Linked DNA regions of Homo sapiens: region 2 is linked to region 1. The links are chromatin contacts, found by Hi-C in ENCODE. All regions are on one chromosome and are shown on one strand. Each heading gives the region's core, a stretch centred on a gene start or an enhancer-like site at or near the end of the contact. The rest is flanking DNA. Distances are from core to core; before and after follow the strand shown. Region 1 holds the start of DTWD1 (DTW motif tRNA-uridine aminocarboxypropyltransferase 1). Region 2 holds the start of PIERCE2 (piercer of microtubule wall 2).

Region 1 (6,754 bases), core at 1,839-4,338:
AGAGCTCCTCCCTCTATCTTCAAAGCCAGCAGTGTAGAGTCTTCTCCCCTCTCTTGACATCTTGTCTTCCTCTCATAAGAACTCTTTGATTATGTCCAGCCACCCAGACAATCCAGGGTAATTTAGCCCATCTCCTTAATCACATATGCAGTTCCTTTTGCCATATAAAATATCAACAGGTTCTGGAGGTAAGGATATAGACATCTTTGGGGGCCATTATTCTATCTACTACACTCCTATTTACCTTTTTCCAAGAAGGTATTAGAGAATGTAGTTCATTTTTAAAAAGGGATTAAACAAAGAAAAAGGAAACAAGGGATCTAACACACAGGAGAGCAGTATTATGTTGGAGAAACCAGCAATCCTAAATAAACTAAAGGCTGTAACGCTGTAGGAAGAGTATCTGTAAGGAAAAAAAATCTACTGGATTAACTGATGTATTTCACTGTGATGCTTTAGCAGTTTGCCAGTGTTTGAGAACAGATAAATAATACATTAAAAATGGCAGTTAAGAGAAAGGAAAGTAAAAAGTTGTATTAAAAGTTAATGCGATCTTAGTATACTATGTGCCTTGGGGTTGAATGACATTTACCTAGACAGTAGTGATAACACTAAATGTTGATTTAGCCAAAGCCTATGATATCACTATTGACAGGTGAAGGGACAAGAAGAGTGTATGAGGTAGAGAGGGAATGTTCACACACTTGGAGGTGGTGTTGTTACAAAAGACCTTTATCACTGCCTTCCACAGGAGAAAGTCAGTGGGTAATGTCTGAAATTGGAAAATCAAGAAACTGCAATGTAAGTATATTTAGACATGGGGGTAACAGATGAAATATTTAAAAGACTTGAATTTTCCTTTGGTGAGAAGAATTGAGAATAGAGTAGAAGGGTTGGGTACTACAGGGTTTTCTTTAACCTAGAATGTGGCAAACTGTTAGTGCTCACCAATATGTGTGTGTTTCTCTACATTTCTCAGGATCCCCGGCAGTTAAAGTGGGGGCCTTGGGACTAAATTCTGGCCAACAGAATGTGGCCAAATTGATACATGTCATTTTTAGAGTTAACCTTGGGTAATTTGCCATACTTTCTTTCTTGTCAAACAAGCTAGTCCTAGAAGGCAGCAGAACCATTAAAAATAAAAACATCTGGCCTTGAATTTAACATTTCGTCTGCCTAGAAATAGCCACAATGGATCTTTTGTGAGGAAAAAAAAAAGTGTATTAAACCACCGATATTTTGGGGTTTTCTGTTACAGAAGTAAATTCACTATGCTGGTTTTAAAACATGGACAAGAAATCTTTGCCAATCCTTTGAGAAGAGGGATCTATGTCTCCTTTCCTAAAATGGAACAGGACTTTGACACATTTGTAAGCAAAAGAAAGTGGGGGAAGTAGCACCGCGTTACTTTTTGAGGCAAGGTCAGAAAAGGTCAGGCAATTTTTGCCTTGTTCATTGCAACACTCCCTTTGGAGCTCTGAGTTTAAGCTAAGAAGTCTGACTACCTTGCTGCCATACTGTGAGGAAACCCCGGCCATATAGTTACAGAAGCTCTGCTAGCATGCCCACTCTAGTCTTTCTAATTGAGTTACCAAAGAAAAGCTGATGACTATGCCCTATTGACAACACCACCTGTGAACATAATAAAATGGTTGTTTTAAGCCACCATATTTTGGAGTAATTTATTACATACGATAGCAACCCAATGCTCAATCTAACAAGTAGTATTATTTGCTTTTTAATCTGTGCAATTTAACTACTTTGATAAAATTTAGAGTTAAACTAAAAAGGAAAATGGTTGTGAATTCTTCTTGGCTTATAGACTTTGCTATTCTACTTTCCCTACCCAGAAAATTCACCTTTCTCCCTAAATCACTGGCTTTCAAACTTTTTAAGGTTTGAAATACAGTAAGAAATACATTTTACAAACAAGCCCTAGTGCACACATACACGCATATATACAATTAAAAGCTCCATAAAGCAGTACTTTACTAACTAACACTAAATTTACTTACATGCGCTGATATTTCCAATCTATATTGTTTCTTTTTTTTAAGTTTAAAGAGATTTCCTTGCTTACAAATGGGTCAAGACCTCCACTAATGGGTCCCACACAATCCCCTTTCCAGTTGAAAAACACTGTCCTAAACCTAAATCATTCTTCAAGGCCTTACCCAAGTCCGAAAAAGAAGCCTTTATTGACCACTCCATTCTCAGCTTTCTTGAAATTCCTGTAATTTATTAAATTCCATTTTTTATCTCAGTAGTAAGAATATTGCATTTTCTGTACTTGAATTTAACATGCTTTACTTGATATCGTGAGCACTTCTAGGGCATTGTAATGTCCTTTATCTACCACTTGATAAATTCAGAGTAGTCAATAAAACATTGCTCAACATTTGACCATTGTGTTTTAAAATCTTAGTTGTTAGAGTGCACTTCCGTTTGCGCATTGTTTGGGGAGAGGCACGGACAAATGTTCTAATAACTTATCCACATATTATACTTCAAAGTGGAAAAACACAAAGTACTCTTAACTCTATATGCGTGTTTTTATGCAAACTAAATCATTAAGATACAAATGATTTTTCTAATAGCTTTCATTACCACACAGCACACGAAATAATGATATTGATATAGCCACGAAAGACTAATGTAACCAAGTTCTCACAATCAAAATATCTTTGAGGTGGGCAAAATGCAAACTTTTCTCTGGGATCAACATTTCTTCACAACTCACTGCAACTACGCCTTGACAGTATGTTTCGAGAACCGCTTCCCAATTTTGTTGTCCCAGCAAGAATCGGGAGGAAACTGGGTGAAAGGCTGCGAGGCTTGAGGCGGGTCCCGGACGAACGCGGCCCTGCCCCTCGCCGGAGCCTCTCGGGAGAAGTGCGACACCGCCGCTGATTGAGAGGCTGAGGCGGAACTTCCCGTCTAACCCCCCCCCCGCTGTCGTCCCAGCCTGTTGCTTAAGCCGCGCGGTGTGCGGTGTGCGCGGCCCCTGCCTTAGCAACGACGCTAGTAACTGCCTGGCTCCTCCCTCTGGTGTCTCCCGGAAAGCGCTCCGTCTGGTCCGTGCGCGATCACGGCCCGGCGCGTGGCTCGGGCTCGGGCGGAGCTGGAGACGTGTGGAGCTGTTCGAGGACTCGCGGGTGTGCAGGTCTGAGTACCACTCCGATCCCTGGTGGAGGTCCCCGCGCCTCTCTGGAGACCAGTGGTCTGGCCCCAGAGGTGCGGCCGCGGGAAGTGGACATTCTTTGTCAGGACCCTAGCGGAGGTCGCGCTGGGTGTCGCCTGTGAGGGGGATCCTCGGTTTCTGCGCGGTCTCTTGCTTTTTTTAGGATCTTGCGGGCCCTTTGGGAAAAAGGTTTCCAAATTTTTCCTCAAAAAAAAAATTATTTTTCCTACCAATGATTTTCGGTGCATTCCGCCCCAACGAAAAGTATGTCCTGGCAAAGTCAGTTCCCTAGGAACCCCATACTTTATTTTATTTTATTTTTAGTATTTGGAGTGGTTTGTGGGGGTTTGGTTATCACGGAAGGGGAAGCGTAGTACAGACGTAGAATTAGTGATGCCATGCAGTGTATTTAAAATATTGAGGTTGTGGTTACATAATAAGCAAAAGAGCCTGTTTCTTACGTCTAAATTATTTATTGGGAATGTAGGACAAATAAGGAAGTATATTAACATTTTCAGTCGCCAGGCCCACAAAGTTGGATGGTAAAATCAATACTGTAGATCGCAGCATGTAAGGACTAACCCAGTGCACCATGAAAACGAAGGCAAGACAGTTTGTTACCATATGGCGGGTGGTGTGGGAGAGGCCATTGATCCTATATGAAAAAGGGTACTACTACCTTGGATTATGAAAAATGAATGTTGGACCTGTAGGTCCTATGTGACCAAGTTCTTAAAAACACTCTAAAGAAAATTGGAAGTGGTTTTTTTCTAATACTGAATTGGTCCACAATATAGGACAGGGGAGTCTGTATAGTGTTCCATTGGGAGGTGAGTCAGCTTACAATAATGGAAGAGGTAGAAGCTTTTTGTTATTATTTTGGAGAAAAAAAAATTGCCAGCCTGCCACTTGTGCTAGGCTGCAGACGGCCCATAAAGGTAGTTTGTCAGATACTTCAGTAGTGAGATGCTTACTGGATGTGTTTTGCAGAATGGTTTTGATTTAGTTAACAAGTGTTTGTTGAGTTCCTGCTGTTGCATAAGAATCAGGAATAGGTGAGATCAGGGAAGGAATCTGCTCTTACAGAGTTGAATGCTGGAGGGGATAGATTCACTAAAGTACCTCCACAATAAATGCATTTTTCCATGTCAAATATGTGGAACTAATAATAAGTACTCAAAGAGGTTTAAGACATTGCTGTGGCCCATCTATGAGTTAATAAGGAACTGAATTAGAATCCTGACTTTGAGAGTGAAGATAGAGGATTATATACAAGGTAGATGCAACTTGGTGAGTATAATTAATTTGGGGTGGAAATTGGGTAGAAGGAGGAATAAAAAATTAATGTATTTTTAGCCTTAAGTTCCAGAATGATGGACGCACCATCAAGGTGTTAAAATTGTTAGTTCCTTAGGAACAGTCTTTATGTTTTCTAAGTCTTTTTAGCCCCCATGACTCAAATTGTACTTCCTTGCACATATTTGATGTTAACAAGTATGTTTTAAAAATTTTAAATAACCCCATTTGCAATAAAATCATTTGCAATGATTTTCTCACAGTCGAGGCAGGCTGTTGGCTCGGTTAGGACAGATGCCCTGATCATGTAGTTTCAGAGACCACTGGAGGGAGCTGCCCATGATTTACAATTGCTGGCCTCTTCTACGTGGCCACCTCAGCCATAAGTGAGAGTATATAGGTGAACTAAGAGGTGGAGCCATAAACATTTCTCTTTTACTGTCTTACAGGTATTTGTGGTGGTTGATTTTTCTAGAGGAAGGTTATTTATATAAAGCTTCACTAATATCCATTTAGTTATGTGGATAGCAGGTCCATGAACTGCAAAGTGATATTTCTGAGGTATCTCTAGGAGGAATGCACTTTCAGTGCCCTAGGATAACTCCAAAAACTCACCAGTAGTTTTCTGTTAAATGTCAGGCAACCACAGTAACTTTCATGACATCCACAGGAACTACATTTTTCAGTCCCACTATGCCTGGGCCTTTGAGTGGTACATGCATTCCCACTAAATAGCTACTCCATTACCCAGGGAAATGAAGTCAGGTTGAGCTACTCCAATCAAATTTCATTTTTTAGGATGAATCCCATCATCTGAATAACTCAGGACTATTAAAGCCTCAAAATGTTTCTCTGTAAGAACCTCAGGCAACACCAGGACAAACCCAAAGAGAGTTTAGGTGAAACTTAGCTTCGTATGTGCAGCAAAGAGACGCCAACAGAGCATTTGCAACTCTCATTTCTGGGGACTATTAGGATCTCTTCCCAAGCTTTTTTTTTTTCTCTGTTTTAGAGATGGGATCTCACTTTGTTGTCCAGACTGTTCTCAAACTCTTGTGCTCAAGTAATCCTCCCACCTTAACCTCCCAAATGCTAGTATTATAGGCATGAGCCACCATGCGTGGCCCTTCCCAAGCTTGGAACTTCCTTACCTGGGTCGTAGATGGACTCTAGGAGATCTCCAAACCTCCTGAAATTGTGTGCAAAATATTGTGTCTGTATATGCATTTTCTAGGGATGCGGTTTAATATTTTCATGTGATTCCTAAAAGAATCTGAGGCTCAAGAAAAGAGGGCATCTTAATATCCTGCACTTTCAGTCATTGAGGGCATGATCACAAAGATCAAAGCCATTTTTAGGCAGGTGAGTTGGAGTGGCAGTCAGAAGTAGGTAAGATTTTCTATTTGTGAGGCAGGAACAAGGGATTGGACCATTGTTCTTAAATACTGCTTTCTTACCCAAAATGCAAATCTGTGCGTAATCAGTACACAGCAAAAATATTTACTGTATTTTGTTTTTCCCCTTGGGTACATTTGGCAAGTGCCTTTTTCTACTATAACCGGCGTTTTTGTATCTCTTTATTTGTATCTCAAACTCACTGGGACTTACAATCTTAAAAAAAAAAAGAAAAAGAAAAATTCATTTGATGAGTAATTAAATTAGTGCCACTAACTTCTTCTCAGCAAATTATGTTGTATTTTATGTTTCTCTGGACTTTTTGTTCACTTTCTGTTTGGGAGACCACAAAATGTTTCCTGCTGGAGTCACAGCATTTCTCTTGTCCCTGTTTCTACTTAAAGTGCCTGGAGCTTCGTAGTTAAACCACAATGCCAGAAGGCTTTATAATAAGAGAATTATTTTACAGCTGTGGAATGCATATCGAATCAATAGGGCACCAGTGTTGTTTCTCCCTTGAAAGATATCTTCCTTACAGGGTATACAGATAGCAATTTTGGCAGCCATCACCCTTCTTTGAAGAAAATATTAAGTGGGAAAGTTATTTTACCATTTTTCTCTAGTACTAAAGAATCTGAATGATGTATGTTTTTAAAAAACATAAATTCTTAGAGTAAGTGGACATTAATGTTACTCTGTAAATTTTTAAAATTTATAGGATAATATATTTTACCTTATGGGATATTTTACAAATTGTAATGAGTAGTAGATGCCTCTTATTTTTTATTGGATATGAAGTTTTATATGTATATGCACACATGTACACAGACACACTCACACATATGTAGTGTGTGTTTAAGTTGGAGAGGGTTATATCTTTTA
Region 2 (6,754 bases), core at 1-2,500, 5.8 Mb after region 1:
TGAATTAAAATAATACCCTCACCATCTCCATCTTCTGCTATATGACCTGAACTCAGAAAATAAAAGTAAACCATTCACACTGGATGTGTGTGATAAATATCCCCTGAGACGTGTGGGACCCAATATGATTCTAATCTTAAAAGATACGATGCAGTAATAGCGATATTTCAAGCACTATCCTGTAGATTGGAGGAGACAAATCTAAAATTCATAGTACTATATAGTTAGCTATTCTAACTACAAGAATGCCCAACTGTGTTTTTCAATAAAAGTAGAGCAGAACAGTGCAAACTTCACCACTCAATAAAATACCTTACTTGGCGCTCCCAATAGTGCTAAACATAAACAACGCGTACAAGGCACTGCATGGGACAGCTGCTAATGAGGACAAATCGATTAGGGAGACCAAAGCTAAAGGAGGCCACTGGAACTGGAGAAGGATATGGAGAGGTATTTGATCATCATCAGGCTGGCGTGCTAGCGGAAGTCTCCGGGCATTATTTAATATTTAATCTTTCTATTCCTGACATCACGGGGGCTCAAATGTCATCAAAAGACAGGCTGGCATTAAACCCGGCAGGGTGACGCACATAACATCTTACCATATGGATTTTCATCAGTCCAGACCGACAAGCACCTCAAAGCCTGCCCAGTGAAGGAAGAAGGGTGGCCCAGGCCGTCAGCTCTCCCACCCTTGGCGCGCAGTTCGGTATAGCACTCGGGGTTTGGAGGCTGCAAGACCACCGGACCGGACGCCCCAGGGTCGGCTCGGGCCTCCGGAGCTGTGCACTCGCGCACGGCCCGAGGAGGTCGCCCGTGCGGCCGCTGACACCAGGCGTCAAGTCCCCGCCCGAGCAGCCCCAGCCTAGGAGGCGGACCCCGCCACTGCTCCTCTACTGAGCCGAGCGTGTCGGCCAGGGACTCAGACAGTCGGCACAAACCCCCTCCCGGGGTCTAAGCCCGCCTAGTACAGTACCTGAAGGGGCAGCGCCACCTCCGCCCGATTGTGCTGGCTGCCCCAGTGGCGGCGGTCACAGCTCGGGCGCCAATGACGCCTCTTATAAAAACAACCTGCTCGCAGGCGTCTGCAGCCGGCAGGCGGTGACCGGCTGGGCGCCGCAGTGCATGCCGTGACGCGTAGTCCCGCCTGCGCCTCCTGCCCGGCAGCGGTGAAGAGAAGAACTACCACTCCCGAAGTGGAGCGCAGGCCGCCGCCGGGCGGCTGCGGGAAGCTGGGCCAGGCGGCCGCAGATCCCCACAACATCCGGGAGCCGGCGACCACTTCCAGTTGCTATGGTTACGAGTTGCAACCTCCAGAAAGAATTCGTGGTTTCACCCGGGAAAACAGCTCCCCGGATTAAACGGATAGGTTTACACATACTGATCCACCCAGCTATTCATCTTCTGTTTGCTGCTTTAATTGGGTGCGGTTAAAAGGCCACGTCCCTAGGCGTTCACCGGCTTTCTTGCCATCTGCTGCATGAAAACTGACTTTGCCGAAAAAATTAACAAAGAAGAGCGAAAATGACAGACCGCAACCGGGTGAGTTTAGGCAGAGGGCTAGATGTTTGGGAATGTTGGTATTCGCTAGTATAATTTGAGGCACCACCTACTCCTACCACCCCCAACCCCACAACCCCGAAAAGCACTTTACAAGGCAACTACTGAGCTTTTACATTTACACTTGTAAATGCACGTTTCCTTAAGTCCGAATAGCCTCTGAAGGTGTAAAGACCATCGAGATTGTATGCATTCATACCCTACTGTTGCAAACTGTTCAGTGATGGTTTTGAACAAGAAAAACGTACTTTGTTAATTGTATACTTATTTAAATTGCACTGTGTCAAAGAAGGGAGTTGTTTTGAAAAAGGATTTGGTGGCCGGGCGCCGGGGCTCAACGCCTGTAATCCCAGCAATTTGGGAGGCCGAAGCGGGTGGATCACCTGAGGTCAGGAGTTCGAGACCAGCCTGACCTACATGGTGAAACTCCGTCTCTACTAAATACAAAAAATTAGCCAGGAGAGGTGGCGCGGGCCTGTAATCCCAGCTACTTGGGAGGCTGAGACAGCAGAATTGCTTGAACCTGGGAGGCAGAGGTTGCAGTGAGCCGAGATTGCGCCACTGAACTGCAGCCTGGGCAACAAGAGCAAAACTCCGTCTCAAAAAAAAAAAATCTTACATTTATATTCACTCTTTACAGAAGCAATAAAAAGTTTAGGTTTCATTCTCTGTCCCCTAATTGTGGTAAAAGTAAATAAATAAATGGAAAAATTAATAATAAACGTAAACATTAGCAAGGAAGACGGTGGACCTGAGCAGAGACAAAAGAGTGCCTCAAAATTAGACCTTTTTTATTTTTTATTTTTGCTTTTCTATTAACTATATTCAACATCAACAGTGACATCAAAAAATCTTAATTTTATAATTACAGCTTCTGCGATGGGCATTATTAATCAATGGCTTGTTTTCATTTATCTTTTTAAATGTATATGTATCTATACCAAAGGACTTCGAAAGGTCAAAGTGGTCTGGCTTTCTCTAACTGAAAATTAAATTACTAAGAAAGCTAATACCAGCTACTGGTAGATTTTTATACCTTTCAAGCCACTTTCACAGGCCAATTTTAAGATGTAATTTCTTCTGAAAAATCATTTACAATTTTAATTAACCTTTTTATCATTTAATAAAAGTTGATGACATGTGGCAGATAATTTGAACTCATCCTTTTATTATTCTTTGTATTGGCTATTTGTTTCGTTCTTAACTATAGTCAGTTTGAACTCCACATTTTAAGAATATCAGGTTTGAAGAAGGTGAAACCCATATTAGAAAACTGCAGTGGTTGTCTATGATGTAAAGTATAAAGCAATGGACCTTTTGTTTCTGAATCTATAAACATTTGTGAATTATCCTGGAAATCTAAAAAATTTTTAATTTAAGATTTAGCTTTTCCAGATTTTATGGTACTAATTATGCCAACAAAGTTTATCAGCTAATTTGTCTTCTGTTTTTACTAGATTTCGTTTTCTGCATTATGTTTTGAGCCAAAGCTGAACGAAATTCTAGAACCAGTAGTAAAGAGGGTCATTTGATAACAAGAAGAGTTCTCAGCTGGGCGCGGTGGCTCATGCCTATAATTCCAGCATTTAAGGCCCAGTACTCTGGGAGGCCGAGGCAGGCGAATCGCCTGAGTTCAAGAGTTCGAGACCAGCCTGACCAACATGGAGAAACACTATCTCTACTAAAAACACAAAATTAGCCGGGCGTGGTGACGCATGCCTATAATCCCAGCTACTCGGGTGGCTGAGGCAAGAGAATCGCTTGAATCCGGGAGGCGGAGGTTGCAGTGAGCCAAGATCACGCCACTGCACTCCAGCCTAGGCAACAAGAGCAAAACTCCATCTCAAAAAATAAAAAAATAAAAAAGAGTTCTCAGTGACTGAAGGAGATAGTATTAACAACAACAACAACAAAATCTACAAGTTGCCCTGGGCAACCTGCTTAGGTGCCCATAAAAGTAAATTACAGTGGTACTTTTCTGCGCAAGTCACAGGGCCTCCACCTTCCACCTATAAAGCTTTCCCCTGTGCTGAGGAAACCTAGAAAATTTAAGAAAAGCTGATCAGTTGAGATACCATCAAAATTTTAAAATTCTTATGATTTACTATTATCCAGTATCTGTGTTGTTAATATTTAAAGCAAATTAATAAGCAGTTTCAAAAAGAATAAACAGCAAGATCTGATGAGAATAACATTGATGACACTCAGTGAACCTGAGTTCTATTTCCAGCTTTGCCAACTACAAACTTATGAGTATTAAGTGAATATTAGCAAACCATATTATGCTAATACAAGGTCATTAACCTGTAGGTTTCAGAACTGTTTCTGGAAGATCATACATTGAGGTAAACCTGCAAAAAAGAAAATAATAAAATTTGGTGAGGCATGGTGGCTCACGACTGTAGTCCCAGCACTTTGGAAAGCTGAGGTAGGCGGATCATCAGAGGTCAGGAGTTTGGGAACAGCCTGGCCAACATGGTGAAACCCCATTTCTACTAAAAACACAAAAATTAGCCAGGTGTGTTGGCAGGCACCTGTAGTCCCAGCTACTCTGGAAGCTGAGGCAGGGGAATCACTTGAACCTGGGACGCAGAGGTTACAATGAGCTGCGACTGCGCCACTGCACTCCAGCTTAGGTGACAGAGCAAAACTCCATCTCAAAAAATAAAATAAAATAGTGATAAAAATTGATTCCATTTGGCCAGGCGCAGTGGCTCACACCTGTAATCCCAACACTTTGGGAAGCCGAGGCAGGTGGATCACTTGAGGTCAGGAGTCCAAAACCAGCCTGGCCATCATGGTGAAACCCCATCTCTACTAAAAATACAAAAATTAGGCTAGGCACGGTGGCTCACGCTTGTAATTCCAGCACTTTGGGAGGCCGAGGCGGGCGGATCACCTGAGGTTGGGAGTTCGAGACCAACCTGACTAACATGGAGAAACCCCATCTCTACTAAAAATACACAATTAGCCAGGCATGGTGGTGCATGCCTGTAATCACAGCTACTCGGGAGTCTGAGGCAGGAGAATGGCTTGAACCCAGAAGGCGGAGGTTGCGGTGAGCTGAGATTGCACCATTGCCCTCCAGCCTGGGCAACAAGAGCAAAACTCCTTCTCACAAAAAAAAATAAATAAATTTAGCTGAGCGTGGTGGCGCACGCCTTTAAGCCCAGCGATTTGGGAGGCTAAGGCAGGAGAATTGCTTGAACCCAGGAGGCAGAGGTTGCAGTGAGCCAAGATCACACCATTGCACTCCAGACTGGGCAACAGAGTGAGACTTTGTCTCCACAAAAAAAAAAAAAAAAAAAAAAAAATTGATCCCATTCATATAGTGATTCACCATTTACATCAAATTTTCTTTCATTTAATCTCCACAACCATAGGAACTATGGCAGATTTTTATTTACCAGTTTTACAGATAATATACAAATAAAGGTGAAATGATAAAGTATGAGAACCTAGGTCATAGTTGCTGCCTTGTGCTACTCTTCCAATATATCACATCCAGCCCTCTTTCGCTTATGATTCTCATTAAAATAAAGCAAAACATGAAAACATAGTATACTACACTGTGATTCTGCCTCAAGTTTATAAGGTTAATAAATTCTGTGGAGTTGGTAGAAGAGATCTGAGAGGTCAAATAATCCAGGCTCCACTGTTTTACAAACAAATTTTAGGCACAGAGAATCTAAGTGACTTGTCCAAGTTTAAATTGCTTTATATTTGATTCATATTTTCAGTCCCCTTATTCATGGAAAAATACTTTCAAAAACTTTAGTAGGGACACTATTCAGGTAGAACATTAATAATTGACTGAAAGCTGGACACTGTGGCATGTACCTGAAGTCCCACCTTGAGAAGCCAAGGCCTGAGGATCACTTCAGCCCAGGAGTTCCAGGTTGCAGTGCACTATTATCCCATTTGTGAACAGCCAGTGCACTCCAGCCTGGGCAACAAAGTGAGATCTCTGTCTCAAAAAAAAGAAAAAGTTGATGAAGAGTAGATTGAATATGGTTTTATAGTACTTTTAAGTTAAAAGCTGGGGATTGATATGGTAGCTTATGCCTGTAATCCCAGTGCTGTGGGAAGCCAAGGCAGGAGGATTGCTTGAGACCAGGAGTTCAAGACCAGCCTGGGCAACATAGCAAGACCTCATCCCTACAAAAAAATTATAAAAATTAAGGCTGGGCGCGGTGGTGCGCACCTATAATCCCAGCACTTTGGGAGGCCAAGGCGGGCGGATCACGAGGTCAGGAGATCGAGACCATCCTGGCTAACACGGTGAAACCCCATCTCTACTAAAAATACAAAAAATTAGCCGGGCACGGTGGCTGGCGCCTGTAGTTCCAGCTACTCGGGAGGCTGAGGCAGGAGAATGGCGTAAACCCAGGAGGTGGAGCTTGCAGTGAGCCAAGATCGCGCCACTGCACTCCGGCCTGGGCAAAAGAGTGAGACTCCGTCTCAAAAAAAAAAAAAAATTATAAAAATTAGCTGGGTATGGTGGTGTGCATGTAGTCCTAGCTACTTGGGAGGGTCACTGGAATCCAGGAGTTTGAGGCTGCAGTGAACTACGATCACTACTGCACTCTAGCCTGAGTGACAGAGAAAAACTTTCTCCCTTCTCCACACCAAAACAGTTAATTAAAAGCTGCCCTTTAAGAATGTTTTTAAGGGCCGGCCGTGGTGTCTCACGCCTGTAATCCCAGCACTTTGGGAGGCCAAGGCAGGCAGATCACTTGAGGTCGGGAGTTTGAGACCAGCCTGACCAACATGGAGAAACCCTGTCTCTACTAAAAATACAAAATTAGCTGGGCCTGGTGTGGCACATGCCTGTAATCCCAGCTACTCGGGAGGCTGAGGCAGGAGAATCGCTTGAACCTGGGAGGCAGAGGTTGCAGTGAGCCAAGATCGCGCCATTGCACTCCAGCCTGGGCAACAAGAGCAAAACTCCGTTTCAAAAAAAAAAAAAAAAAAAGACTGTTTTTATGGGGAAAGCATTTTAAATCAGCTTCATTTCAACTCATTAGGACTTTTTTTATTTTTCAGCTCTAAGTACATTTAAAATATGAGTAGATATAAGATATTACATAGAGAAATGCTTTTTTTTTTTTGAGACGGAGTCTCGCTCTGTCGCCCAGGCTGGAGTGCAGTGGCAGGATCTCGGCTCAAGGCAAGCTCCATCTCCCAGGTTCAC

The links. A loop is a pair of places that touch in the nucleus more often than their neighbours do. Pooled maps may share reads with other maps.
Region 2: a map of B cell shows a loop between it and region 1 (27-fold over the local background). The contact joins the promoter of PIERCE2 here to the promoter of DTWD1 in region 1. A Hi-C loop is called at or near these places in 2 of 168 maps with a recorded cell type or tissue (B cell and naive thymus-derived CD4-positive, alpha-beta T cell) and 7 of 50 pooled maps.

The regions. Positions count from the first base shown.
Region 1 is chr15:49,617,960-49,624,713 of GRCh38, forward strand. DTWD1 (DTW motif tRNA-uridine aminocarboxypropyltransferase 1) reads left to right here and starts at 3,089. Exons shown (of 5, transcript NM_001144955.2): 1 at 3,089-3,163. It overlaps FAM227B (family with sequence similarity 227 member B), which reads right to left and starts at 2,859. Exons shown (of 16, transcript NM_152647.3): 1 at 2,741-2,859. RefSeq lists an enhancer at 3,201-3,320.
Region 2 is chr15:55,407,245-55,413,998 of GRCh38, forward strand. It overlaps PIERCE2 (piercer of microtubule wall 2), which reads left to right and starts at 1,251. Exons shown (of 2, transcript NM_001198784.2): 1 at 1,251-1,542. The coding sequence starts at 1,525. CCPG1 (cell cycle progression 1) reads right to left here and starts at 1,115. Exons shown (of 9, transcript NM_001204450.2): 1 at 977-1,115. The region is part of intron 8 of DNAAF4-CCPG1 (DNAAF4-CCPG1 readthrough (NMD candidate)); the gene reads right to left. RefSeq lists enhancers at 335-614, 975-1,244, 1,295-1,494.